3 separate regions of the Homo sapiens genome follow, and all the other regions are linked to region 1. Evidence: chromatin loops called from intact Hi-C (ENCODE). Cell type or tissue: OCI-LY7. All regions are shown on one strand.

Evidence for each region. Peaks named below come from ENCODE experiments on the same cell type or tissue, not always from the same donor. Only the 100,000 strongest peaks of a DNase experiment are listed, where the experiment ranks them.
Region 2: it touches region 1 in a loop (2.5-fold over the local background); 4 of 110 quality-filtered maps call a loop at or near these places.
Region 3: it touches region 1 in a loop (3-fold over the local background); 9 of 110 quality-filtered maps call a loop at or near these places.

What each region holds. Positions count from the first base shown.
Region 1 is chr7:75,616,841-75,624,840 of GRCh38, reverse strand. All of the region lies in intron 1 of HIP1 (huntingtin interacting protein 1), which reads left to right. Among named protein-coding and RNA genes, the nearest start is that of HIP1, 120 kb to the left of the region's middle. RefSeq lists enhancers at 1-700, 701-1,654, 7,019-7,520. In OCI-LY7, no CTCF peak of the experiment used is centred here; DNase peaks (open chromatin) are centred at 500, 3,520, 4,990, 6,770 and 1 weaker place; H3K4me3 peaks cover 826 bases; H3K27ac peaks cover 4,033 bases.
Region 2 is chr7:75,686,503-75,694,502 of GRCh38, reverse strand. The region is part of intron 1 of HIP1 (huntingtin interacting protein 1); the gene reads left to right. Among named protein-coding and RNA genes, the nearest start is that of HIP1, 48 kb to the left of the region's middle. In OCI-LY7, CTCF peaks have their summits at 4,270 (motif pointing left) and 7,101; DNase peaks (open chromatin) are centred at 1,992, 4,112, 4,732, 5,982 and 2 weaker places; H3K4me3 peaks cover 3,460 bases; H3K27ac peaks cover 8,000 bases.
Region 3 is chr7:75,523,619-75,531,618 of GRCh38, reverse strand. It overlaps the pseudogene PMS2P3. Among named protein-coding and RNA genes, the nearest start is that of SPDYE5, 35 kb to the right of the region's middle. RefSeq lists enhancers at 1-427, 3,286-3,580 and a silencer at 3,697-3,846. In OCI-LY7, no CTCF peak of the experiment used is centred here; a DNase peak (open chromatin) is centred at 3,408; H3K4me3 peaks cover 2,825 bases; H3K27ac peaks cover 1,028 bases.

The sequences.
Region 1 (8,000 bases):
ATGATGGAACTTAAATAAATGGAGATGGTTTTGGCAGGGTAGTTAATCTTGGTTAGAGAGGTGGCATGAAGAGAAGGCATGAGGGTCAAATTAGACAGGACGTATTTGGGAAAGGGAAGGACAGGAATGAATTCTAAGACTGGAAAGGCAAGTGGGGGCCGGATCTCCAGGCCTTGAGTGCCAGGCCAGGGAGTGGAGCAGTTTCCTCGTAAGCCCTGGATGTTTCTGACATGATTGGAGCTGTGCTTTAGAAAGGGGGCTTCCAGTGACGTTGTGGCCACCAGGAGACCAGTAGGCTGTCAGGCCTGGAGGCTTCGGTGGGGCTTACCCTGCCTGGGGCCTGTTGGATGACTCCCCCACGGCCAACACCCCTATACTTCTGAATCTCATAGCTCTTTTTCCCCCCACTCCCCTAAGGAAGGGCTCTTCTTCACCCCAAAGACAGAAGAAGTAGAAGGGAGAGTTTCTGGCAGCTTTGCTTTCTGAGGAAGTCACGTCACAGCCGTGCAGCCGATGATGAAATCCACCTCCGGAATTAGCAACAACCTCTCTTTCCACTTTAGAAAACTGATTAGCAAATCCTCCCCAGCTTGTTCTCACTCCCTGGGTCCAGAGCAGGGAGTATCCATCAGCGCCTCTGCCTGCCTGATTCCGTGGCCTCCAGAGTGTAACCACAGCCTCACCGCTCACTCCATCTCTTTTCTTTGGTTCTGACCTGAGATCAGCGAGGTCTGTGCTTTGGAGGTGTGCGTGTGTTTCTTTTACAAGGTCCAGCTCTGTCTCCCAGGCCGGAGTGCAGTGGCACGATCATAGCTCACTGCAGCGTTGACCTTCAGAGCTCGAGTGATCCTCCTGCCCTCAAGCGATCCTCCTGCCTCAGCCTCCTATGTAGCTATGACTATAGGCATGAGCCACCACACCCTAATTTTCTGATGTTTTGTAGACATAGGGTCTCACTACTCCCCAGGCTGGTCTGAAACTCCTAGGCTGAAGCAGTCCTCCCGCCTCGGCCTCCCAAAGTGCTGGGATTACAAGCGTGAGCCACTGTGCCCAGCCTCAAACACTTTACAAGCCAGAAAGGCAATGAGGAGGAGGAGAAGAGTTGGTTTGAGGACAAGGGAGAGGCTCTGGGGAGAACTGGGCTGGAGAAGAGGAGGCGGAGGCTGGCTTAGTTCCTTTCTCCAAGTGCCACTTGCCTGGTCCTTGAGTGCAGCTCCAGGCATCCTGTGCATTCCTCAAATCCTGAGCTCTCAGCCCTGACCTCGCTTCCTGTTTCACTGTGAAGAGAGACGATCTGTGAAAACTGGCACTGCCCTCACCCACATGTCTGCCTCCGTCTGTGTCTGTACTGTGGGATCTGGCCCAGCCTGCCCTCCTGCTGGGCACCAGGCCCCATTCCCATCCCTGCCACTCTCCCGTCCTCTCCTCATGCGCATGCAAATGCATTATTATGTCTCCCACTGGAAACAAGAAAACCTTGAGCCCACCTCCTCCCAGCGGCTGCCCTCTCTCTCTGTCCCTCTTCACAGCAGAAACCCTGTAGAGCACTCATTGCCTCCAGCTCCCAGCCTCCCCTTTCTCTCCTCGACCTACCATCAGAGGGGGAGAGCCTTTTTTTTTTTTTTTTTTTGCTTTTTTTTTTTGAGATGGAGTCCCGCTCTGTTGCCCAGGCTGGAGTGCAGAGGCACAATCTCAGCTCATTGCAACTTCCGTCTCCCAGGTTCCAGCGATTCTCCTGCCTCAGCCTCCCGAGTAGCTGGGATTACAGGCACGCACCACCACGCCTGGCTAAATTTTTTATTTTTATTAGAGACAGGCTTTCACCATGTTGGTCAGGCTGGTCTCAAACTCCTGACCTCAGGTGATCTGCCCGCCTTAGCTTCCCAAAGTGCTAGGATTACAGGCGTGAGCCACCACACCCAGCCAATTTCCTTTAAAAAATATATAGATAGATAGATAGATAGATAGATAGATAGATAGATAGATAGATAATTATTTATTTGACAATCTTGCTCTGTTGCCCAGGCTGGAGTGCAGTAACGCAGTCATAGCTCACTACAGCCTCCAACTCCTGGGCTCAAAGTGTCCTCTTGCCTCAGCCTCCCAAAGCATTGGGATTACAGGCACCAGCCACCATGCCCGGTCAAAATGCATTTCTTCATATGGCTTCCAGGGTGCCACAGTCTCCTGGCTTCCCCCAACCTCACAGGCTGTTTCTTTTCTATCTCCATCACTGATTCCCTCCTATCCTTATTTATTTATTTAGAGACCAGGTTTTAAGACTTGCAATGTTTGTATTTTTGGTAGAGACGGGGTTTCACTGTGTTGCCCAGGCTGGTCTCGAACTCCTGGGCTCAAGCAATCCTCCTTCCTTGGACTCCCAAAGTGCTGGGATTACAGGCATGAGCCACTGCCCGTACCTGGCCTCCTGTCTCTCCTGAACGTCGGGGTGTCCTCAGGCTGTCCCCAGACATCTCATCTGCACTCACTCCTTGGTGCTCTTATCCACTCTTACATTCCGTCCAAATTTATAAATGTAGCTCAGACCTGTTCTTTTTTTTTTTGAGACAGAGTCTCACTCTATCACCCAGGCTAGAGTGCAGTGGCATGATCTCAGCTCACTGCAGCCTTCACCTCCTGAGTTCAAGCAATTCTTCTGCCTTAGCCTCCCGAGTCAGCTGGGTGGCGTGCACCACCACATCTGGCTAATTTTTGTATTTTTAGTAGAGACAGGGTTTCATCATGTTGGCCAGGCTGGTCTCGAACTGGCCTCAAGAGGTCTGCCCACCTCGGCCTCCCAAAGTGCTGGGATTACAGGTGTGAGCCACCACACCTGGCCTAGCTTAGACCTTTTCTGAACTCCAGATGCGGCACAGCCCACTGCTCACCCACAGCTCCACTGGGATACCTGGTGGGTGTGTCATGTCTAACCTAGCCCCAAACCAACTCTCCCATGGGTCCCCCCAGCTTGTTAATGGCAGCTCAGTCCCTCTAGTTGCTCAGGCAAATCATCACGATGTTCTCCTTGACTCCTTCCTTCCTCACACCCCAGATCCAGAACATCAGATAATCCCATCAGCTCTAGCTTCAAAATAAATTCAGAGACCGACCACGTCTCGACACCTCCTCTGCCTCCACCATCAATTCTGTCCTGATTGAAGGCAGCAGAGTCTTCACTGTGGTCCCTGCAGCCACACTGGTCCCTGCAGTCTGTTCTCAGCACAGCAGCCAGAGGGATCCTATTGAATCAGATCGTTTTACCGCTTTGCTCAAAACCTTCCAGGGAGGCCAGGCACACTGGCTCACCTGTTAATCTCAGCAATTTAGGAGGCCAAGGCAGGAGGATCGCTTGGGGCCAGGAGTTCAAGACCAACCTGGGCAACATGGCAAGACCCCGTCTTTACCAAAAACCGCAAAAAACAAAACCACTTCCAGTGGCCCCAGTCTTATGTGGAACAAAGGTCAGTCCTCACCATGAGCCACGAGGCCTCTAGGGATTTGGCCCCTCCTGCCCCTGACTTCCGGCTCTAGCCATACTTCCTCGCGCCTGCCAGCTGGGCTTCTGCTCGTGTGCCTAGAACTCTTCCCCCAGGTGTGTACCAGGCTCACTTCCTCTTCATGTTATTTATTTTTTGAGACAGGGTCTCACTCTGCTGCCCAGGCTAGAGTGCAGTGGCCCTATCGTAGCTCACTGCAGCCTCAAACTCCTGGGCTCAAGCCATCCTCCCACCTCTGCCACCAAGCCAGGCTAATTTTTTCATTTTAAATTTTTTTGTAGAGACAGGATCTTGCTATGTCACCCTGACTGTTCTCAAGCTCCTGGTCTCAAGCAGTCCTGCCTCCTCGGCCTCCCAAAGTGCTGAGATTTTAGGTGTGAGCCACCACGCCAGCCTCTCGTCACTTTAAAGTCTGTATCCCTCTGTCACCTCAGTACAGCCTTTCTCAGTGACCCTTTGGGAGGTTATAATGCTGCCTAGAACACTCCAGCCCTATCCTTGCCCTTATCTTTCTTCCATAGCACCTCTCGCCATCCGATTTGTTTACTGCTTGTCTCCCCTGCTAAAATATAAGCTCCGTGAGGACAGAGATCGTCATCTCTGTTCCTTGCTGTTTTATTTTGGTTTTGTTTATTTATTTGTTTGTTTGTTTGTTTTTGAGACAGAGCCTCACTCTTTCACCCAGGCTGGAGTGCAATGGTGCTATCTCAGCTCGCTGCAACCTCTGCCTCCCAGGCTCAAGCAATTCTTGTTCCTCAGCTTCCCGAGTAGCTGGGACTACAGGCATGCACCACCACCCCTGGCTAATTTTTGTATTTTCAGTAGAGACTGGTTTCACCATGTTGGCCAGGCTGGTCTCGAACTTCTGACCTCAAGTGACCCACCCACCTTGGCCTCCCAAAGTGATGGGATTACAGGCATGAGCCATTGTGCCTGGCCTTTTTTTTTTTTTTTTTTAAAGACATGGTCTTGCTCTGTTGCCCAGGCTGGTGTACAGTGGCGCAATATTGGCTCACTGCAACTTCTGCCTCCTGAGCTCAGGTGATCCTCCCACCTCAGCCTCCCAAGTAGCTGGAACTATAAGCATGCACCACCACGCCTGGATAATTTCTTGTATTTTTGTAGAGACAGGGTTTCACCATGTTGCCCCCAGCTGGTCTTGAACTCCTGGGCTCAAACAATCCACCCACCTTGGCCTCCCAAAGCGCTGGGATTACAGGCATGAGCCACCGCACCCTCACTGTATTTCTAGAGTAGTGCCAGGCATATGATAGGCCTTCCAGAAATATATGTCGAATGAATGAGTGAATATGAAAACAATTCAGAGCAGTTGTTCCCTGAGTTTAGGGAAGACCAGAGAGAGATCTGGGTGGCCCCTAAGAATCTGTTACCCGTGATCACGGTGAAACAGAAATAGATGACAGAGAGCAGGGGTGGTATCTTTTAGAAGAAAATAGGTGACCATCTATACTGGGCCAGTTCTATAGTTAGCAAGATGACATGGGAGGAGAGCTATTTTTCTGAGCTTTATGTAACAGATGTGGTTTTGTATAAATCACACTTCTGTAAACTGAATCCTCTCTTAAATGTACTAACGGAGATTGCTATTTAAGGGTATCGAATGCCAATGTCTTCTGTGAAATGAATAATAATCTCCTAATTTGGCCTTAGTGGCAATTCACATTTTCCAGAAAAAAATTTACTTACATCAAGGTATACTTGTCTGAGCTGAGAAACTGACTTCATTCTTCACATTTCCACCATCTTTATTCTTTGCTCTCATTCTTCCTTTTTGTTACTGTTTTTCTTCTCTTTTTTTTTTTTTTTTGAGACAAAGTCTTGCTCTGTCGCCCAGGCTGGAGTGATCTCGGCTCACTGCAACCTCTGCCTTCTGGGTTTAAGCAATCCTCCTGCCTCAGACTCCCGAGTAGCTGGGATTACAGCAGGCACACGCCACCACACCTGGCTAATTTTTGTATTTTTAGTAGAGATGGGGTTTCACCATGTTGGCCAGGCTGGTCTCAAACTCTTGACCTCAAGTGATCCGCCCACCTGGGCTTCCCAAAGTGCTGGGATTACAGGCATGAGCCACTGTGCCCGGCCACTGTTTTTACTTTTAGCTGAATTTTTTCTTAGACTCTGACATACAATGTTCTTCTGTAACATCACCTGAATTAACAGTGCCATGGGCCCTTCCGAGCCCAAATGAGTCCAATTTGGGGGTGGAGCAAAGGAATCTAGGGGTGTGTGTACAAACTCGGGGTACAGGATTCTCAGATGATATCCCGGCCTAGCCAAGTCTGGGAACCACTGACCAAAGGCTTTCTTTCTACACACAGCGATTCCTGCAGAAATAGAACAAAAGGTGGGATGTCAAGGATGTTGGGTGGGAGGCCAAGGTGGGAGGCTCACTGGAGCCCAGGAGGTTGAGACCAGCCTGGGCAGCATAGTGAAACCCCATCTCTACAAAAAAACTTGGAAGAAAAAAAAAAGGATGTGCTCAAGGGAGAGGCATCAGGTTTTCTAGTGCTGGGATGTGGCTGGGGCTTGGCTCATTCACTTGACAGAAAGGTCACTTCTAGAAATTGGACACTGCAAGAGACCCAGAGCTGGATAAGGGATGGTTCCCGTGCTGGGGGATCTCCTGTAAGTCAGGCATCACCCACCTTGAGTCTTCAGATCATTGGAGATAAGTAGCAGTATATTAATAAAAGAGAAGAGACAAAACTAACCTCACTGTTAGAAAGCTGGGGAAACAGCTGGGTGCGGTGGCTCATGCCTGTAATCCCGGCACTTTGGGAGACTGAGGAGGGCAGGTCACCTGGGGTCAGGAGTTCAAGACCAGCCTGGCCAACATGGTGAAACCCCCATCTCTACTGAAAATACAAAAATTAGCCACGTGTGGTAGCTCACACCTGTAATCCCAGCACTTTGGGAGGCTGAGGCAGATGAAACACTTGAGGTCAGGAGTTTGAGACCAGCTTGACCAACATGGTGAAACCCTGTTTCTACTAAAAATATAAAATTAGCCAGAGTTGGTGGCACGTGCCTGTAATCCCAGCCACTCGGGAGGCTAAGGTGTGAGAATCGCTTGAACCCAGGAGGTGGAGGTAGGTAGCAGTGAGCCGAGATCACACTACTGCACTCCAGCCTGGGTGACAGTGAAACTGTGTCTCAAGAAAAAAAATGAAAGAAAGAAAGCTGGGGCAACGAGAGGGTGGTAGAGGGCATGAAGAGAGGAAGTTGGGCAATGCTGGTGGTTTGTGGGGAGGGCGCAGCCCAGGGTTTCCCACTCTTGCTGACAAGCTGCCTATCCGGAAGGCTTCCCCCGGGAGCTCTGGCCAGGGCCATTACGAAAGGCCACTCCAGTCTGGCTCTGTGAATAGTGAAAGATCAGGATATGTCTGGTGGATTTACCCAAGGCTGCGCTTTCTAGGGAGGGTGACTTGCCCAACCAGTGACTATGATGAATGGGGAATGAGCCCTCTGGGTGCAATACCTGCCAGCGTGACTTTGCAGTTTGGGGTGCTAGGGAAGCAGAACCAAGGTTTCCTCCATGACGACAGGAGCAGCAGCCTTACAAGGGAGGAGCCCCTTTCGAAGCCACAGCTCCCTGTGGGTGAGAGGAGGGCATATGGGCCCGCTTCTCCTTTTCCCCAAGGCCTGGTGTCCGAGTCTCTTACCCTGTGCCCTACATTCCAGGCCCCTTTGAAAGCCTAAGTGGGCACCCCGAAGGTCATCACAGATGTTCTCTTATGGAGGGAGGCAGCTGGCATACGGGGAAAAGGAGACCAAGAAACCAAGACTCACGCAAGGAACCAGGCTGAGGCTGGGCGCGGTGGGTCACGCCTGTAATCCCAGCACTTTGGGAGGCCGCTGCAGGAGGATGGCTTGAGGCCAGGAGTTCGAGACCAGCCTGGGCAACACAGGGAGATCCTCACCTCTACAAATAATAAAAAATTAGTGGCTGGGTGCGGTGGCTCACGCTTGTAATCCCAGCACTTTGGGAAGCCGAGGCAGGAGGATCACCTGAGGTCAGGAGTTCAAGACCAGCCTGGTCAACATGGTGAAACCCCGTCTCTACTAAAAACTACAAAACAAATTAGCCGGGAGTGATGGTGGGTGCCTGTAATCGCAGCGACTTGGCAGGCTGAGACAAGGGAATCGCTTGAGCCGGGGAGGCGGAGGTTGCAGTGAGCTGAGATCACGCCATTGCACTCCAGCCAGGTGACAGAGCAAAACTCCATCTCAAAAAAAAAAAAAAAAAAAATTAGCTGGGTGTGGTGGCATGCACCTGTGCTCCCAACTATTTTGGGAGGCTGAGGTGGGAGGATTGCTTGAGCCCAGGAGGTCGAGGCTGCAATGAGCCATGATTGCACCACTGCACTCCAACCTGGGCAACAGAGCAAGACCTTGTCCAAACAAAAAAAAATAGTCATCTAAATGTAGTTACTGTTGTTCCCAGCATCAGTTAGATCAATCACTGTGCCTGACATATACCTC
Region 2 (8,000 bases), 70 kb before region 1:
AGAAAGAAAAGAAAAAGAAAAAAAGAAAGAATCAATCTAGAAGGTTCAGTATGAAAGTATTTGGAGTGGCAAAAAGAGAAAACAGACAATAGAGGTAAGGAAATGAAGTTGTGCAAGAACATTAACCAGAAACACATCTGCCGACCACGCATGCCCAGCATAATAAATGACAGAGGATACACCAAGGTGTAGCACTGTGAAATTTTAGAACACCAGGGTTAATGAGGGGATTCCAGAAGCGTCCAAAGAGGAAAAACAGGCATCTAGTAAAGAAATGAGAATTGGGGCCGGGCGCGGTGGCTCACGCCTGTAATCTCAGCACTTTGGGAGGCCGAGGTGGGTGGATCACGAGGTTAGGAATTCAAAACAAGCCTGGCCAACATGGTGAAATCCCGTCTCTACCAAAAATATAAAAATTAGCCGGGTGTGGTGGCACGTGCCTGTAATCCCAGCTACTGGGGAGGCTGAGGCAGGAGAATCACTTGAACCTGGGAGGCGGAGGTTGCAGGGAGCTGAGATTGCACCACTGCACTCCAGCCTGGGTGGCAGAACAAGACTCCATCTCAAAAAAAAAAAAAAAAAAGAAAAGAGAATTGGATAGTTCTGAACTTTTCAAGAGCCACACTGGATGCTAGATATTGCTTGTCATCAGCATTGGTGCAGTGCAGGGAGTGATTTATTTTCTTTCTTTCTCTCTCTCTTTCTCTCCCCCTCCCTCCCTCCCTCCCTTCCCCCGAGTAGCTGGGACTACAGGTGAGCGCCACCATGCCTGGCTAATTTTTGTATTTTTTGTAGAGACGAGGTTTTGCCACGTTGCCCAGGCTGGTCTTGAACTCTTGGGCTCAAGCAATCCTTCCACCTCGGCCTCCCAAAGCGCCAGGATTACACATGTGAGCAACCGCGCTGGCCAGAAAATCATTTTAGTCTGTTATTTCATACCCAGCTAAACAACTAGTAAAGGGTGAAAACAGAGCAAAGTCATTTTCAGAGAATTCAAGGTGCAAAAAAATGTATCTCCATGAATCCTTTTCCCTGGAGGGCACACTTCGGCAAGACAAGAGGAAGAGAAGATGACAGCCAGAAGAAGTGAGTGCGGTACCAAGGGCACTGGCGTGGGGGGTGCCTCCTGGAAACCAGGCGCCCCGCAGAATGCCTTAAACAATGGGATATTTGGGAAAAGAATGTCTGTGGCACAAAGGAAGGTGTACAAATAAAACAACAAAGGAGTTACTCCAAGAAAAACACATTGAACAAGAATGGAAATGTAAGCATAGTCTTTCACTTAGTCCTGTTTCGAATGCCGTTTGCAATTTGCATCATAATTTTTTTTTTTTTTTTGAGACAGGGTTTCGCTCTGTTACCCAGGCTAGAGTGCAGTGGCATGATCTCGGCTCACTGCAACCTCTGCCTCCCTGGTTCAAGTGATTCTCGTGCCTCAGCCTCCTGAGTAGCTGGGATTACAGGCGCGTAGCACCACGCCTGGCTAGTTTTTGTATTTTTGGTAGAGATCAAGCTTCGCCATGTTGGCCAGGCTGGTCTCGAACTCCTGACCTCAAGTGATTTTCCCGCCTCAGCCTCCCAAAGTGCTGGGATTACAGGCATAAGACACCATGCCCGGCTGCATCGTCATAATTTATACACTGATTATTTACTAAAATATTTGTGTAACTCTTGTTCAGAAGATGGGGAAGAGAGATGATAGGATATCCAAGAGAATTATGTCGTATCTGTCATGATAGAAAGTACTTAGGTAATATTTAAAATTAATAAAGTGTCTGGGCGCAGTGGCTCATGCCTGTAATCCCAGCACTTCGGGAGGCCAAGGCGGGCAGATCACATCATGCCAGAAGTTTGAGACCAGCCTGGCCAACATGGTGAAACCTCATCTCTACTAAAAATACAAAAAAAAAAAAAATTGGCCAGGCGTGGTGGTTCATGCCAGTAATCTCAGCTACTCAGGAAGCTAAGGCATGAGAATGGTCTGAACCTGGGGGGCAGAGGCTGCAGTAAGCCAAGATCGCGCCACTGTACTCCAGCCTGGGTGATAGAACAAGAATCTGTCTCAAAAAAAAAAAATTAGCCAGGTATGGCAGTGTGTGCCTGTAGTCCCAGCTGCTTGGGAGACTTGAGGCAGGAGGATTGCTTGAGCCCAGGAGTTGGAAGCTGCAGTAAGCTATGATCAAACCACTCCACTCCAGCCTGGCCAATACAGCAAGACCCTGCCTTAAAAAAAAATCAATAAATAATTAAAGAAAAAGGAATGCAGATATATTAATTGAAAATATCAAGTTTATCATTACTGGCCAGAAGGGAAAAGAGGTTAAAAAGCAAGACTGCCTTTGGGGAGTGGAATTGGGACGGGGGGAGACAACGGAAACTGGAAACTGCTGGCTGCTTATTAGAAGCTGTGCCTAGCAGTTGGTTGGTTGGTTGTAATTGAGGTAAAACTTGCACAACATAAAATTAATCATTAACCATTTTAAAAGGTGCAGTTCACCATTCAGGACTTCCACAGTGTTGTACAGCCCCCACCTCTGTGTAGTTCCAAGATACTTTCACCCCTCCCCACCCCCTGCAAAGAAACCATAGTGCCCATCACACAGTCACTCCCTATTCCTCTGTCCCCTCCTTGCCAGTCCCTGACAACCACTAGTCTTCTTTCTGTCTCTATGGGTTTGCCTATTCTGGAAGTTTTTTTTGTTTGTTTGTTTTTTGAGACGGAGTTTTGCTCTTGTTGCCCAGGCTGGAGTGTAGTGGCACGATCTCAGCTTACTGCAACCTCCTTCTCCCGGGTTCAAGCAATTCTTCTGCCTCAGCCTCCTGAGTAGCTGGGATTACAGGTGCCCGGCTAATTTTTTGTGTTTTTAGTAGAGATGGGGTTTCACCATGCTGGCCAGGCTGGTCTCAAACTCCTGACCTCAAGTAATCCACCCGCCTCAGCCTCCCAAAGTGCTGGGATTACAGGCATGAGCCACCGCGCCCGGCCCTATTCTGGAAGTTTTTTGTTTTTTTGAGACAGAGTCTCACTCTGTCACCCAGGCTGGAGTGCAGTGGCTTGATCTTGGCTCACTGCAACCTCTGCTTCCCAGGTTCAAGCGATTCTCCTGCCTCAGCCTCCCAAGTAGCTGGGATTACAGGCACGTGCCACCATGCCCGGCTAATTTTTTGTATTTTTAGTAGAGACAGGGGTTTCACCATGTTGACCAGACTGGTCTCGAAATCCTGACCTCAAGCGATCCTCCTGCCCGGGCCTCCCAGAGTGCTGGGATTACAGGGATGAGCCACCATGCCCGGCCCTTTTCTGGAAGTTTTATGTAAATGGAATCACACACGTGTGACCTTTTGTGTCCTGCTCCTTTCGTTTAGCATGTTTTCAAGGCTCATCCACACTGGAGCATGTATCAGAACTCCATTCCCGTAATGGCTGCACAACATCCCATTGCATGGATTAGACCACCTTCGTTTATCCATTTCATCTGCCGATCCACATTTGCTGCTTTGGAACTACTGTGAATAGTGCTACTGTGAACATTCCTGTACAAGTATTTACTTGACTACCTGTTTTCACTTGTTCCACATGCATATCTAGGAGTGGAATTGCTGGGTCGTATAGCAATTCTACGTTTAACTTTTTTTTTTGAGATGGAGTTTCACTCTTGTCGCCCAGGCTGGAGTGCAAATGGCGCGATCTCGGCTCACTGCAACCTCTGCCTCCCGGGTTCAAGCAATTCTCCTGCCTCAGCCTTCCGAGTAGCTGGGATTACAGGCATGCACCACCATGCCCGGCTAATTTTGTATTTTTAGTAGAGATGGGGTTTCTCCATGTTGGCCAGGCTGGTCTCCAACTCCTGACCTCAGGTGATCCACCCATCTCAGACTCCCAAAGTGCTGGGATTACAGGCATGAGCCACCACGCCCGGCCCTGTGTTTAACTTTTTGAGGAATAACCAAACTTCTCCACTGTGGTCACACCATTGCACATTTCCACCAGCAGTGTACAAGGGTTCCGGTTTCTTTACATTCTTGCCAACACCTGTTATTTTCTGTTTTTAAAAATTATAGCTATCCTAGTGAGTGTGAAATGGTATCTCATTGTGGTTTTAATTTGCATTTCCCTTATAGCTAATGATGTTAAGCGTCTTTTCGTGTGCTTATTGGCTAGTTGTATGTCTTCTTCAGAGAAATGACTATTCAAGTCCTTTACCTTTTGTGTGTGTGTGTGTGTGTGTGTGACAAAGTCTCACTCTGTCACCTGGAGTGCAGTGGTGCAATCACCACCCCCTGCTGCCTGAGCAGCCTTGTGCTCAGCCGATCTTCCAACCCCAGCCTCCTGAGTAGCTGGAACTACTACAGGCATGTGCCGCCAAGCCCAGCTAATTTTTAAAATTTTTTTGTAAAAATTGGGTTTTGCCATGTTGCCCATGGCTGATCTTGAAGTCCTGGGTTCAAGCGATCCCCCGCCGCCTCAGCCTCCCAAAGTGCTAGGATTACAGGCATGAGCAAGAAAGACCCTCTTTCGGAAAAAAAATAAAATCAAATCATGCCATCAGGGCTGCAGACCGGGAGCCAGGGCTCGCAGATCCCCATGTGTGCCTAGTGACGAATGACGATGACACTATTTACAAGGTTTCCACTTGTAAATTCTGTGCTGAATGCCATTTAGCACACCCCTCACAATCCACTTAGTTGACATCCCTCGTCCCACAGCCAGTCCTGGCTGAGGTTGCTCAGAGAGATACCTAAGGGAGAAGTATCGGAGTACCTCTTTCAACAATAGCCCTCCCCCTGGATTTGTTCTTGTGGTTTCTTTGTGGAGGCACAGCTGCAGTCGAAAACTGTACTCCAAGGAGCGTGTCCTTGAATGCCACGGCACAGCCAACATTTTTATTTATATATGCATATAATGTATATCTATGAACACACATTTATATATATGTGCATGTATGCATGTATAAATAATTTTCTACAGTGAGTTGATATTACCTTTATTTATTTATTTGAGGCGGAGTCTTGCTCTGTTGCCCAGGCTGGAATACAATGGCGCAATCTCAGCTCACTGCAACCTCCCCCTCCCAGTTTCAAGCAATCCTCCTCCTTCAGCCTCCCAAGAAACTGGGATTACAGACGCACTCCCATACCCAGCTAATTTTTGGATTTTTAGTAGAGACGACATTTCACCATGTTGGCCAGGCGGGTCTCGAATTCCTGACCTCAAGTGATCCTCCTGACTCGGCTTCCCAAAGTGCTGGGATTACATGTGTGAGCCACCGTGCCCGGCCTATTTTTAAATATATTTTAAATTTTTTTAATTTTATAATAAAGATAGGGTCTCACTATGTTGCCCAGGCTGGTCTCCAACTCTTGGGTTCAAGTGGTCCTCCCACCTTGGCCTCCCAAAGTGCTGGATTACAGGCATGAGCCACCGCGCCCTACCTTTATTATAAGGCAGAAATCGAGGCCCACCTGTGTCTCTCTTTGGGCGTACACTCTGTTTGTTTGCTTTCACATCATGGTGACTGGCTGCCGGCAGGCTGCCCAGAGGCTCTGCAGTAGACAGGGGTCCTGCGCGTGGCTGCAGGGTGGACCTGAGCCAGGGGACCTCAGAGGACAAAGGGGGCCTTGATGAAAGCCCCGGTCAGCTGGTCAGTAGGAAGCACTGCTGCTCTGCTTGTCACCCAAGTCAGGGACACGCCGGGGCCACGGGGCCACTCTCTGCTGCTGGTTCCTGGGGAGGCTCTGGAATTTGAAGCTGGCTGTTGGGGGGCAGAGCTGGGAGGCCCGTGCAAACAACCTCCCACCTGCTGGTTTGGTGCAGCTGTCCCGGGAGAGGACCAAAGGCCACCGAGGGAGGGAGGAAGGGAGTAGGCAGCTGCTGGTGGTGGGCTCGGGGCCAGACCCGGACGGCGGGTGGAGGGTGTGCGTGGGGGGCCTGACAGGTGGGGCTTTGTGTCCTGGATGCCCAAGCAGATCTCCCCTTAGTGCGGCTTCCTGTCAGCCGGGCTGCACTTGTGCGCTTGGCTGCCTGCCCGTCCCCCACCCGTCGAGGGGCTCCACCGACAGCTCATCCCCCCCACCCCCTGCAGACGCAGCATGATGGACTCCCCTGGGAGCCCGGACCCGGCGCGCCCCCGGCCGTTCTTCCTTGGCTCTCATTGTAGGGCTGAGGGACTTCTGCGTGTGTGGTGAGGAGTCTCCCTTTCCCTCCACCCAACAGCTCTGCAAGCTCCTGCCCTGCCCCAGGGGAGGAACCCCTGGTGGCTTCACAAGGGCGGTCCCACCTCCCGGATTGTGGCCCACGGAGGGGTGTTGGTGGTGTGGGCAGGTGCTGTGTTGCATCCAGGATGAGGGAAGAACCACAGTCTTTGCCCTCAGTTTAGTGGAGGAGAGAGACTCCTAACTAACAAGTAGACTGAGTTTAGTGGCTGAGGTGTGGAGGGGATGGTAAGTGGCCTTCAGGGGGACAGGAGGCCTCTTTCTAGTTGGGGAGGATAAGCTTACAAAAGTGGTACCACATGGGCTAGCCTGGAAGAACTCTTACAGCCCAGGACTCAAGAGAGAAAATCCAGCGCTCCAGAGAGAAAATTCAGCAGTGAAAACATCACATGGAAAGGCCTGGAGGCATGGGAGACAGCCAGGTTCTGGGAACACGGAGGGTTCAGGAGTAGGGGCTGGGAAGAGAGGAAGGCACCATGGAAAGGAGGCTGGGAAGGAAGGTTGGGCCCAGCTTGTGGGTCATAAGAGACTTTAAAGGTGGAGAGACTGGCAAGAGCCAGATGAGTTTTTTGTTTGATTGTTTTGTTTTGTTTTGTTTGAGACGGAGTTCCGCTCTTGTCTCCCAGGCTGGAGTGCAATGGCGCCATCTCGGCTCACTGCAACCTCTGCCTCCTGGGTTCAAGCAATACTCCTGCCTCAGCCTCCCATGTAGCTGGGATTACAGGTGCCCGCCACCAAGCCTGGCTAATTTTGTATTCTTAGTAGAGATGGGGTTTCGCCATGTTGCCAAGGCTGGTCTCGAACTCCTGACCTCAGGTGATCCTCCCGCCTTGGCCTCCCAAAGTGATGAGATTACAGGCATGAGCCACCGTGCCCGGCCCAGATGTGTTTTAGAAAAATAGATATTCACAGCAGGATAAAGAAGAGGTGGCAACAAGAGAGACCAGCAAGGAGATAAACTGGGAAGTTATTGTAAAAAGTTCAGACATGAGAAAGGTACTGGGGGCCAGCCACAGGGATTGGCTCCTGCTTCTGGGAGGTGCCTCTAGACTCCTGGAGGGAAGGCCAGGGGCTGCCTGAGACTTTCGGTAACAGCCTCAGAGTGGTCGAGGATTCGACCCAAGTTCCACTACCTTTCATTAGGGATGTTTTGTAAACTGTCAAGTGCTGTACAAATGTCCATTTGTTTCTCTTTTCTCCTTAATGAACTTCAGAGACCAGAACAGAAAATCCTGCTGCCACAAATACCAGAAATGCTCGATAAAGAAAACAAATTTCCTTTTAGACACATAGCAAAGCTCATCAGGCTGGGAGTAGTGGCTCATGCCTGGAATCCCAGCACTTTGGGAGGCTGAGGGTGGAGGATCATTTGAGTCCAGGAATTTGAAGCCAGCCTGGGCAACATACAAGACCCTGTACCTACAAAAAAAAAAAAAAAAAAAAAAAGAACTAAAATAATACCAGGTGTAGCAGCATGCACCTGCACTGTAGTCCCAGCCACTTGGGAGGCTAAGAGGGGAGGATGGCTTGAGCCCAGGAGGTCAAGGCTGCAGTGAGCCAGGATTGCACCAGTGCACTCCAGCCTGGACAAAAGAGTGAAACTCTGTCTCAAAAACAAACAACAACAAAAAAAAAATGAGAAAAGAGAAGGAAAATAAATGGTCATCAGTTGATAAGAAAATCCCTCTCTCTCCTTCCTTATCTCCTTCCAGCATTTTCCAGGGCCCTTCCCAAATACCAAATAAGCTCCCTGCGCTGACATCCTTGTCTCAGAGTCTGCTTCCATG
Region 3 (8,000 bases), 93 kb after region 1:
AAGGAGATCAAAGAACCAGTGGGATCACCTTGCTCAGTGGGAAGGTGATCTGGATAAATACCAAAGACGGGGACACTTGCCTGCAGCTGGGCTTTTCTGCTCCCAGTGACAGAATGCCAAAGTGAGCCTGCTCCATTTAAAGCATAGGCCGGGCGCAATGACTCATGCCTGTAATCCCAGCACTTTAGGAGGCCCAAGCAGGTGGATCACTTGAGTCCAAGAATTCAAGACCAGCCTGGGCAACATGAAGAAACCCTATCTCTACAAAAAATACAAAAAACTAGCTGGGTGTGGTGGCACATGCCTGTAGTCACAGCTACTTGGGAGACTGAGGCAGGAGGATTGCTTGAGCCCGGGAGGCAGAGGTTGCAGTGAGCTATGATGGTGCCACTGCACACTCCAGCCTGGGCGACAGAGTCAGACATTGTCTCAAAAAAAAAAAAAAAACCATCTTGAACTGTCCTTTAAAAGCTCTACTAGGCTGGGCACAGTGGCTCATGCCTGTAATCCCAGCACTTTGGGAGGCCAAGGCGGAGGATCACTCGAGGTCAGGAGTTCGAGACCGGCCTGGCCAACGTGGTGAAACCCCATCTCTACTAAAAATACAAAAATTAGCTGGGTGTGGCGACATGCGCCTGTAATCCCAGCTACTCGGGAAGCTGAGGCACGAGAATCGCTTGAACCTGGGAGGCAGAGGTTGCAGCGAGCCAAGATCACGCCACTGCACTCCAACCTGGGCAACAGAGCAAGCCTCCCTCTCAAAAAAATAAAAAATAAAAGGTCTATTCAATTGTGCAGACAAGGGAAAGCGGTTGATTGGCTTTAGGCAAAGGGGTGACATGATGAGATTTGCATTCTGAAAAGACCATTCTGGTTGCAGTATGGAGGACAGAGTGGCGTGGAGCTGGAGTAGACAGGGGAAACCGACAAGGAAGTTATTGTCATAGTCCAGGCAAAGGGTGATGGCATGTGAGACAGGATAGTAGCAGGAGAGACAGGAGAAATGGCAGGCCAGAGAGACACATGGCAGGTAAAATGGACATGGACAGACAGGAGTTGGGTTACATAGAAGGGGGCTAGGGAAGGAGCTTTTAGGGAGGGGTCCTGGGTTTCTGGATTGTGAAATTAGTGGTGCCATCTACCTGGAAGAAGGCCAGGCTCAGCATAGATATTATGATACTATGTTTTGAGCTGAATTGCTTTTTTTTTTTTTTTTTTGAGACAGAATCTACACTCTGTTGCCCAGGCTGGAGTACAGTGGCACAATCTCAGCTCACTGCAACCTCCACCTCCAGGGTTCAAGCAATTCTCCTGCCTCAGCCTCCCAAGGAGCTGGGATTACAAGCGCCCGACACCACACCCGGCTAACTTTTTGTATTTTTAGTAGAGACCAGGTTTCACCATGTTGGCCAGGCTGGTTTCGAATTCCTGACCTCAAGTGATCGTCCCACCTCAGCCTCCCAAAGTGCTGGGATCACAGGCGTGAGCCACGGCATCCGGTCTGAATTGCCTTTTTTTTTTTAAAAAAAAAAAGTCCGGGACAGGAGATTTTGCGCTGTCACACAGGCCGGAGTGCAGTGGCCCAGTCATAACTCACTGCAGCCTCCAGATCCTGGCCTCAAGCAATCATCCTGCCTCTGCCTCCCAAAGTGCTGGAATTATAGGTGTGAGCTACCACACCTGGCCTCAGCTGAGTTGCCTTTGAAACATTCCCATGAAGATGCAAAGTTTAACTCAGAGAAGTCAGAGGTCATGGGAATTGAATCGTACCTAAAGCCATAACAGAAGGAAAGAGTACAAGAAAAGAAAAGGGTCCATAATGGAGCCTTGAGGATTTTCTCTATTTAAAATAACTGAGGCCAGGCACGGTGGCTCACGCCTGTAATCCCAGCACTTCGGAAGGCCGAGGCAGGTGGATCACCTGAGGTCAGGAGTTCAAGACCAGCCTAACATGGAGAAACCACCCCACCCCCCCACTAAAAATACAAAATTAGCCGGGCGTGGTGGCGCATGCCTGTAATACCAGCTACTCGGAAGGCTGAGGCAGGAGAATTGCTTGAACCCGGGAGGCAGAGGTTGCTATGAGCCAAGAACGCGCCATTGCACTCCAACCTGGGCAACAAGAACGAAACTCTGTCTCAAAATAAATAAATAAATAAATAAATAAATAAATAAAATAACCAACTTTAGGATGGGTGCAGTGGCTCACGCCTGTAATCTCAGCACTTTGGGAGGCCGAGGTGGGCGGATCACCTGAGGTCAGGAGTTCAAGACCAGCCTGGCCAACATGGCGAAACCCCGTCTCTACTAAAAATACAAAAATTAGCTGGGCGTGGTGGTGGGCGCCTGTAAACCCAGCTACTCGGGAGGCTGAGACAGAAGAAGAACTGCTTCAACCCAGGCGGTGGAGGTTGCAGTGAACTGAGATCGCGCCACTGCACTCCAGCCTGGGTGAGAGAGTGAGACTCCATATCAAAAAAATGATAATAATAAAAATAAATAAATAAAAAATAAAATAACCAAGTTTAATGTATTTTTACTACAGTCAGTTTCTTAGTTCATTTGTACTGCTTTAACAGTACCTGAGACCTGGTAATTTAAAAAGAACAGTAGTTGGCCGGGCACAGTGGCTCACACCTATAATCTCAGCACTTTGGGAGGCTCAGGTGAGTGGATCACTTGAGTCCAGGAGTTCAAGACCACTCTGGGCAACATAGGGAGACCCCATCTCTACAAAAAATAATAATAATAAATAGCCAGGTGTGGTGGTGCACACCTGTAGTCCCAGCAACATGGGAGGCTGAGGTGAGTGGATCCAGGTACAGCACTTAAACACTCCTGACAATGAGTGCTGACAAAGAAAAACTGAGCAAAAGTGGAATTCGAGAGAACTCGAATTTAGCCCAGCTAAATTTTGTATTTTTAGTAGAGACAGGGTTTCATCATGTTGGCCAGGATGGTCTCTATCTCTTGACCTCGCAATCCGCCCGCCTCGGCCTCCCAAAGTGCTGGGATTACAGGCGTGAGCCACCGCGCCCGGCTACAAGTTCTTTTTTCTTTTTGTTCCTTGGAAAGCATCGCTGGGCATTTATCCTGTCCTAGTATTTGAGTGAAACTTCTCTTAGCATTTCAGCGCAGTGACCAAGAGACACCCTTTCCTTTCCTTCTCCTTATGGGAAACTCGGTTCTAACCCAGAGGACTTGGGCTCCAGGACCCAGTAAGGCAGCCCTGGACTAAAAGGGAGTAAAGACAAACGTGAAGTTCAGTCCGGTGTTCAGGGCTGCCAAAGCTCATAGCCTGGAGTTTCTTATCCTCTAGGCGGGGTAGAGACATTTAAAACCGCCCCTAAACTTGTGAGGCGCATAGGCTCATGGGAAATAGAGTCCAGTACTTGTCCGGAGACCAGCAGTGGGCCCTGGGAGGCGGACTTCCGGTGCACTCCTGCGCGTGTGCACCTCTCCCGGCGTGCGTGTTCGGGCATGCGCGCTGCCGCCGCACTGCCCTCGCTTCCTGTGAGTCTTCAGGTCGCCGCTTGCTCTCGTTCCTAGGGTTTGGCCTGCAGTGGACGAGCATCGCATAGCCTGCGGGGCTGGATGCTGACCGCCCGGGCCAGCACCTAGGCGGACGCGGAGCTGTGCAGACCAGGGTTCGCGCGGGCCGGGTGGAGGCTCAAGCGGGGACCCCGGAGCGTGAGCCCCGGAGTCGGCGGCGCTGGGGCCAGAGGGGCCGGGAGGGAGTCGGCTGAGGTGGCGGCGGAGGCGAAGTGGCGGCGGAGGCGAAGGGGCGGCGGGACCCGGGCCTGGCCCGTATGTGTCCTTGGCGGCCTAGACTAGGCCGTCGCTGTATGGTGAGCCCCAGGGAGGCGGATCTGGGCCCCCAGAAGGACACCCGCCTGGATTTGCCCCGTAGGCCCGGCCCGGGCCCCTCGGGAGCAGAACAGCCTTGGTGAGGTGGACAGGAGGGGACCTCGCGAGCAGACGCGCGCGCCAGCGACAGCAGCCCCGCCCCGGCCTCTCGGGAGCCGGGGGGCAGAGGCTGCGGAGCCCCAGGAGGGTAAGTCTGGGATTTTCGGGCCCAGAGCGAGAAGGGCCTGGGTGAAGTCACCGTGTGTTGGGGACCTTTGAGTGTGGGGCAGGGGGAGGGTCCCGATCGCTTGCAGGAGAGACGTGTGTTTGGGTTCGAGGGCAGGGTCCGGCTGCACGGAACAGGCGCTGCATGGGAAGATCTGGGAGGACGAGGCTTACGGGGGCGTGGAGGGTGTCACCACCCTCAGCTGCGGACGTCGTCTCCACTCCCCGCTAACCCCTAACAGCCCTTCCTCCTCCTCTCCGTGCTCCAGATTTCGACCGCCTCTAAACGTCCCTCAGCACCTCTGTTCTCTCATTTAAGTGTCTGCTGATTCGCCCCTTAGATCTGCCCTGGGAGAATCGTAGTAATGCAGGAACAGCCTGCAGGGATTCTCTCCTGCTGCCTCAGTTGCTAGGGGAAGAGACTGGGCCTTAGCAGGTGGGTGACTTGACCAGGTCACTGGCTTTGTGGATGGAATTACTCATAGTAGAACTCAGGAGTCTTATCTCCCAGGCCAGTGCTCTTTCTCCCGTATCCTAGTTTTCTTAATAGAAGATTATTAGGTGCAGCAATAACCAAGTTCAGTTAGATAATTTAGAAACAAAACCATATTTTATACACATTCATTTCATTTCTGAGAGCTCACATATTCAATTCCTATGGCTTCTTTGATTTTAAGCAGTTTAGAGAGACAATAAGAAAACGCGGGCCGGATGCAGTGGCTCATACCTGTAATCCCAGCACTTTGCGGGCCTAGAGCAGGAGTATCCCTTGAGACCAGGAGTTAGAGACCAGCCTAGGCAACATAGGGAGACCCTGACTCTACAAAAAATACAAAAGCAGCCAGGCATGCTGGGATGCACCTGTGGTCCTAACTACTCAGGAGGCTGAAGTGGGAGGATGGATGGAGCCCAGGAGGTCGAGGCTGCAGAGAGCCGTGAATGCACCACTGCACTCCAGCCTGGGTGGCAGATTGAGACCCTGTCTCAGCAAACAAACCACAAAAATCATGAGCTGTATAATGGGAAATTTTTTTCTTTTTGCACGTTGTACTTGATGGCAGACCATGTTACCCATGAGAGTCTTAACTCACCTAATTACTATCTGATTATCTTAGAGTTACAAAGTTACAAGTGCATGCTTCCCCTATCACTTTTTTTTTTTTTTTTTTTTTTTTTTGAGACAGTATCTCTCACCCAGTCTGGAGTGCAACAGCGTGGTCTCCGCTCACTGCAACCTCCACCTCCCAGATTCAAATGATTCTTGTGCCTCAGCCTCCTGAGTAGCTGGGACTACAGGCATGTGACACTATGCCTGGCTAATTTTTTTGCTATTTTTAAGTAGAGACGGGGTTTTGCCATGTTGGCCCGAGGCAGGTGGATCACTTGAGGCCAGAATTCGAGACCAGCCTGGCCAATGTGGTGAAACCCTGTATCACTCTTTTAGGCCCTTCTGAGTGTTTGCAGCTGAGTGTTCACAGGGTGTTAACCTATTTGAGCTTTCTTTTGTGGTTCGTAATGCAGGAGATTTCTGCCTTTGCAGGCCGGAGCCCTCATGACTTCAGTGACCTGCTTCTGCCCCTCTAGGTCTATCAGCCACAGTCTCTGCATGTTTCCAAGAGCAACAGGAAATGAACACATTGCAGGTGAGTTTTCCTGCTTGTATATATGTTCCTCAACTTTATTTTATGATGCATTTTAAGAGGCTTGTAAGGATTCATACTTTTTTTTTTTTTCTTGAGATGCAGTCTTGCTCTATTGCCCAGCCTGCAGTGCAGTGGCATGATCTTGCTTCACTGCCACCTCCACCTCCTGGGTTCAAGCGATTCTCCGGTCTCAGCCTCCAGAGTAGCTGGGATTACAGGCATGCGCCACCATGCCCAGCTAATTTTTTTTTTTTTTTGAGACGGAGTCTCACTCTGTTGCCCAGGCTGGAGTGCAGTGGCGTGATCTCGGCTCACTGCAAGCTCCGCCTCCTGGGTTCACGCCATTCTCCTGCCTCAGCCTCCTGAGCAGCTGGGACTATAGGTGCCCGCCACTGCGCCTGGCTAATTTTTTTTTTTTTTGTATTTTTAGTAGAGACGGGGTTTCATCGTGGTCTTGATCTGCTGACCTTGTGATCCACCCGCCTCGGCCTCCCAAAGTGCTGGGATTACAGGCGTGAGCCACCGTGCGCAGCCAATTTTTTGTATTTTTAGAAGAGACGGGGTTTCACCGTGTTGGCCAGGCTGGTCTCAAACTCCTGACCTCAGGTGATCCTCCCACCTCAGCCTCCCAAAGTTCTGGGATTACAGGCATGAGCCACCACGCCCAGCCAGGATTCATACTTTAAAATGGGAATGTGGAAATAGACATTATCCTGTAAAATATAGTTAGTGTGGCAGATCAGCACCAAAAATGATTTGTGAAGCTTGTATGTATGGGTAGTATATTTTAAGGCTGTTGAAATTGAGCCGCACCCAGGACTGACATTCTTGGCAGTCATCACAAAAGGAAAATGCCATCTGTATTAGTCCATTCTCACACTGCTATAGAGAAATAACCAAGACTGGGTAATTTATAAAGAAAAGAGGTTTAATTGGCTCACACCTGCAGGCTCTATCATGGGAAGCATGGCTGGGGAGGCCTCAGGAAACTTACAGTCATGGTGGAAGGCGAAGGAAAAGCGGGTACATCTTCATCACCAGAGGAGAAGGAAGAAGGAGGGGGAGGCGCTACACACTTTTAAACAACCACATCTTGTGATAACTCACTCAGTATCAGCACCAAAAGGGAAATTGTCCCCATGATCCAATCACCTCCCACCAGGTCCCACCTCCAACATTGGGGATTACAATTGAATATGAGATTTGGGAGGCGACACAAACTGAAACCATATCACCATCCATGACATGATTTGCATTGATTATAAGGAGAAACCAATTTTGTTACTTGTGGATTTAAAAGATTTTCTAGGACTTGGAAAAATTTCTTCATTCAAGTTGATATAATTGTGGATAGCTTTCCTAACAACAACCATTAAATTACTGACTTATGGCTTATTCTTGGTGCTTATGTAAGCAGAGGGCCTGCTGCCCAAGGAGAACTTGGTGCATATAATTTTTCCAGGGACGGAAATATCGTGATCCAAGTAAACAGAATTCTGTTTTTACTGTTGAGTCCTAGATCATGGGGGGAATGAATGACATGATCATCCTTCAGATATTTGTTCGTCTTTTTGTTTGGGTTGCACAGCAAACAATACAAACAGTTACTCTCTTGTGAAGATTTCCTCATTTCTGTTTCTCATTTCAGTTCTCAGTGTTTTCGTTTTGTCCTTTTCACTTTGCTGAGTCAGTCAGTAAAGATGACCAGTGATTTAATTGCAGTCAAATCCAGCGGGCAATTCCTAGCCCCTTCCTCACAGGACCCTTTGTCTGCCTTTGACATCCGTTACTTCGAAACTGATATTTTCTCCATGGAGTCTCTCTTTTCTTGGCTCTTAAAAAGATTCATCTGTAAGTATTTCTGTTTGTCTTTAAATGGTGAAGTCTTTTGTTTTGTTTCTTTTTTTCTTTTTTTGAGATAGGGTCTTGCTGTGTCATCCAGGCTGGAGTGTAGATGTGATCAAAACTCACTGCAGCCTCAATCTCCTGGGCTCATGCGATCCTCCTGCCTCAGCCTCCCACGTAGCTGGGACTACAGATGCACGCTGCCACACCTGGCTAATTTTTTTTGTATTTTAGTAGAGACTGGCTTTCACTGTGTCACACAGGCTGGTGTCGAACTCCTGAGCTCAGGCAGTCTGCCTGCCTCGGCCTCCCAAAGTGCTAGGATTACAGGCGTGAGCCACTGCTCCTGGCCTAGAGATGTATTCTCACTGTATTGCTCAGGCTGGTCTCAAACTCCTGGCCTCAAGTTATCCTTTCACTTTGGCCTCCCAAAGTGCTAGG